Linked DNA regions of Mus musculus: region 2 is linked to region 1. A link is a loop called in an ENCODE intact Hi-C map of the cell type or tissue named here. Cell type or tissue: left cerebral cortex. All regions are shown on one strand.

Region 1 (2,500 bases):
ATTTCCAACTTTTATGAACGATAAATGCTATTGCTTAACCATGCCTGTTTAATAGAATGGTAGTATGAGGTTCTCCACTAGGGCCTATGTACCAACCAGCCATGGATGCTTTGACATGGGTTCTTTCTCATAGAGCCGGCTTTAGATCAAATCAAGAAGTGTTTGGCCATTCCTCTAACATTCATGCCACCATTGCACTGGTGGATATCTCTCAAACCCTATCAGAGAAACTTGGGTTTACAGTAGACTGCGATTATACAGACTCCCACACCAGAAGGTCAACATGATGGCTATCAGAGGTCCTGGAGTGTTCAGCTCTAAATGGGTCATCTCTAAAATACTCTCTCCCACAGAAGTTCTAAAATCATAGAAGAAGAGGCAGTTCAAAGATTAAAAATAGGCAGTGGTAGTATATGTCTCTAGCAGAGACATATTTGCTATGCAAGCCAGTGTAATTACACACTTGAACTCACAGCAGCTGTGACTGCAAGAACGAAACACACACAAAGAGCTGAGAAAATCCTAGCATTGATGGGGGGTCGGGGAGGGTCATATCCCACTTCAGGAGCTATTGGCAATTGATGACTGCTGGAGTGGGAGAGGGTTTCCTTAAGGCATGCAGGCCCTGAGAGGCTCCATGTAGGAGCCTCTCTCCTCCAACCACACACATTCAAGCAACACTAAGTTGATGGGTGTGTGTGGGAGAGCTCTCAAGAAGTTGGAAGAGACAGGAAGTGGGAGATAGGGGAGAAATTGAAAGGAAGGAGTGATGCAAGGCAAATATGGTCCAAAAGCATTACACACAGGTCTGAACAGTAAGTGAATTAAGGGGGAAATACAGTACCAATAGAAAACAAAGGTCTTAAGAAATGATCAGGAAAACAGACCTATGCTGGGATCATGTGTCTAGAGACTCTGTACTTCCTCCACCACCTTAGACACCCTTGTAAATTAACATAGCAAGAAGAAAATAAAAGTTTTTGTATTGTATTTGTATGGTTTAACTAGAATGCACCCTCGGGGGTCTTTGCAGAGCCTACCCCAGGAAATGGATTTGCACTTATGCTGTGTGGAGGAGCTCAAAAGCAAAAACTAGATCCTGTTGCCCAGGTTCTGTGACTCCTCAGCAGGACTCTGCTTCTTGTTTGCAGGGACACATGTGGAGAGAGAAAGTTACAAAGGAAGTGAAGAGATGACAGTGTGAAGTGCCATGTCAGGAGCTGGACAGGCTCAGGGCTTCAGGACAGCCAGAGCCACAGGCACAGCTTATGCTTGGAAGCCTCATGTTCGTAGTGGAGAACAGATCTCTGAGCACACTAGCTGGCCAGGGAGACACCTGCCTTCTCCATGATAGACAGCTTTCCAGAAAGCCACACAAACGCAAAAGTACAAACCAGACAAGGAGTCACCACAGAGACACTACTGTCTTAGAGGAAAAAGGAGTATCTCCGAACGAAGCCTTCACCATGCAGCTACAATTTAACCAGGAGGAATGTCGTTGGTTCCCGTGTCCTTATTTTTACTTTTTAGAGTAAATTCGAAGAGATGCGATGCAGGAATTCAGGAGATGAAAATGTGTTAAAAGGAATGAAAAGTGAGCTGAGAGAACTCAGGGGGAAAGCGAAAGAAAAATAACAAGGAACTGAAACCCAGGCAAGCGCTGGGTTCACTAGCAGGGGAGGACTGTGAGAGCACTGCCTGCTGCACCGAGGGGAGTGAAGAAGACAGCAAAGGAAATGAACTAGGCAGAAAGGTAATGAGGGCCCGGCTCCCATATGCTTATTTGAATTCCGTATGGAAGAAAACCTGGTACTAATGCAGTGATTAATTAAGGATACAAGTTGATGAAATTCGCTTCAAAGAAAACAAATCTATGCGTTGAAGGGGCATACATCCCGGAAACCTTGGCCCATTTTAGGCAATAAATACCAAACACAATCTCACAAAAGGTGAGGCAGAAAGGCAAAAAAAGAAAAAAGAAAGAAAAGAAAAAAACATTGACACACTTATAATAGATTAAAAATCAGGCTGATTCCAAACTTCTCCACAGCAAAGTTTAGCTCCCACAGATAATACAGTAAGTCTATAGAAGACTTACGAAAATACGAATGAAGGATTAAGACAATAAAACAGCTGTTTCAAACACTCCAAACAGCAGTGACCCTCCATGGACATGCTGGAACTCTGAGTGGAGCTAGAGGGAGGGGCACAAAACAAGGCTGCTCTCCTGGCAGAGGTGCTCAAGGTCACCACACACACAAACTACACTCTCAAAAGTGGGTGTGTGGACACGCAAACTTTATATGCCCCAGTACAGGGGGACGCCAGGGCCAAAAAATGGGAATGGGTGGGTAGGGAAGTGGGGGGGGGGAGAGTATGGGGGACTTTTGGGATAGCATTGGAAATGTAATTGAGGAAAATATGTAATAAAAAAATTAAAAAAAAAAGTGGGTGTGTGGAAGGGTTGAGAATTTTAATCTGTCATCTCTCTGTCTCTGTC
Region 2 (2,500 bases), 410 kb after region 1:
TCTTAATAGAAGCAAATAAATATAATCTGCAATGCAATATGGAAACCTTGCTCCAAAAGTCCCAATGCCAAGAAAAAAACTGTCAAATGTCATTGAAAAGAAGAGTCAGAGACTCCTCATATCACATTATGTCCCCATTGTGAGACTAAAACAAGCACAAAGTGACTAAGTGTACCACATCCATCTTTTATAAAAAGATAACATTTATCTCCAGAGTAGATCCAGATTTGGTACTGATTAAGAAAAGGTAAGTGTTTTACTTCCTAATTCCAGTACAATAAACTACACCAAATATGAAGACAACTGAGTCTTGCCCTCACATGGGGTTTGCAGTTACAAGAGAGTAGTTAAGTGGACTCAGTGACTTTCTAATGAAAATTTGTATGAATTAATTGAAGGGATGGTCTTTGGAAAGTCACCTTTTTTACTTCATTTCTCTTATGCAAGATCATTTCATAAATTCTTCTCTCCATAACTCACAAATGTTCTCAAAGAAATGTTCAGAACAGAATCCTTCATCTTCCTTATCCTTCTTATGCAACAGTGTACCAGGTATAGCAGTGGCCTGTTGAGCACTCTCTGTCTCCACATTCCCTTCAAGGCTCTTCTTCTGGCATGTGGTTTTTAAGCTATGGAAGACAGAGACATTAGACTGCCCTACTCACAGACCCCGTGAGACCTGGAGGTAGGCTCATGTCCTTTGCCTCTGTCTGGTTTGATAATGGCTAGGGATACAGTAAATGTTAGGTTGAGGGGTAGAACGAGACTATCATCTTTCATGATGGGTTTCTCTGTTCACAACAGTCAGAGAAACAGACTATGGGCTCTTCTGGAGGCTACTATGAATTCCTTTAGTTTTTGGGAGGCAAACCCACAGAGCTGAGAGAAACTGTGAATGTTAGTGCAATTTCTTAATTCAAAACATTGCTGCAAAGAGACTTCCAGGGATGGGGCTCGAGGAAATGGGGTGGCTCAGCTGGGATGCATTACTGAACTGTTGGGTTGATTTTGCCCCCTAGTGGTTAGAGACTTAGGGACCCCATTAGCTAATGGCTCCCAGCATTGAATAAAGGAGGTATCTGGTTGGAGGAGGGGCACCATTGTGCAGAAATGTGTAATCATTTACTGGTTACTCAAAATTCCAGTTAGATTAGGGAAAAAATGAACTAGAATACCAAGTTGTCAATTCTATATACAGTTACTACTTGATGGTTTTGTAAACTGTAAGCTGCAGCTCCCCTCATGATTCCTAAGAGCAATGGAGACAAACTTTGAAGCTTTTGATGTTTGCTCATTGATAACTAAGAGTTTGTCCTTCAAAGTCTTTGATAAAGACAGAGAAAGAAGTTGGAGGCCTATGAAACAAATTCCATTTCTCATGGAAGTCCTCTGTGCCCTTTCAGAAAGACCTTGTAGTAAAGGGTCAAAGTATTAGGTATTAGGTTGACATAAGCTGCAGTGTCTCCCCCATTTAGCTCATGGTTTTATCAGATCCCAACTGCATGTGGGCCATAAATATGCCGTGTGGTTTTTCTGACTCAGAGATGACCACGTTTGACCCTGGTAGTTAGTGTGGAGTGATAGGACACTAACCTATAAGGTTTTAGAGTGATGTGATCTCTCTGTATTTCTTGGGGGTATGGATTTAAGGATTCAGGTGAGGTTCTCTCAATTCTATCTGCTGTGCCTTCTCTTTCTCAGAGAATTATAAAACACGTGGGTTTGCCATTACTTGTTATTATTATTGCTTTACCTTTGTTATTGTTTCCAGATTTTGCAATGCATCTTATTACATAAGGCAGATAGTTCTCTGCCTCATTGGTATAACTTAAAGTTTTTTGTTTTTTTTTCCTGGTTAGTGTGCCCCAAACTCGGTAGCTTGCTAACATATTTACTTAATTTTTGTCCTGAAAATTAAATGAATTATGTCCTTTCTGATTTGCATACCAATTTACTCAAATCAGTCAAGTTAAGGAAGGAATGAATATTGGGATTTCATTATTTGTAGGAAGGTTACAGTTAATTTGAGGGGTTAGTGACTGAGCCTGAATCACCTGGGTTTATTGCTAAGGAGAATTCTGGGATCTATAAAAATGAGGGGACTATTCAATTAAAGTAGCCAAAAACAGGCGCCCCCCCCCCCCCAATAAACTTGCCTCTGTCTAATAGAATGAGAATGGAGACAATGAAATTATTCTCTGCAAATTATTAGTGCAATATATTTTTCCCTTTAGGAAACGGAAAGAAAAAAAAAACGGTTGTGGCCTTTTGTTGTAGATAGCTTTTCAGCACACTGTAACATAAACAGATTATCTGCAGTGTTTATTCAGTGTGAAAAAAAACAGTTCCAAGAGCCCCAGGTGCTTGCCAAGATCATAATTGTACCTTCTTAAATACTTTCATTACTCGGAAGTACAATGAGGAGAGCAGGAACACGTGCTTTCCATTTTCTTGTCAACAAAACACCTCCAAGAAATTAAGCACCATTTTCTCTAGAAAA

Evidence for each region. Hi-C counts contacts between places; a loop is a spot of excess contacts. Peaks named below come from ENCODE experiments on the same cell type or tissue, not always from the same donor. Only the 100,000 strongest peaks of a DNase experiment are listed, where the experiment ranks them.
Region 2: a loop joins it to region 1, with 2.0 times the contacts of the local background. A loop is called at or near these places in 2 of 42 quality-filtered maps.

Annotation. Positions count from the first base shown.
Region 1 is chr11:25,848,185-25,850,684 of GRCm38, reverse strand. All of the region lies in intron 2 of 5730522E02Rik (RIKEN cDNA 5730522E02 gene), which reads left to right. Among named protein-coding and RNA genes, the nearest start is that of Gm51856, 66 kb to the right of the region's middle. In left cerebral cortex, no CTCF peak of the experiment used is centred here; DNase peaks (open chromatin) are centred at 660, 1,058 and 1,534; H3K27ac peaks cover 1,801 bases.
Region 2 is chr11:25,434,356-25,436,855 of GRCm38, reverse strand. No RefSeq gene overlaps it. Among named protein-coding and RNA genes, the nearest start is that of 4933427E13Rik, 110 kb to the right of the region's middle. In left cerebral cortex, a CTCF peak has its summit at 1,025 (motif pointing left); a DNase peak (open chromatin) is centred at 1,003.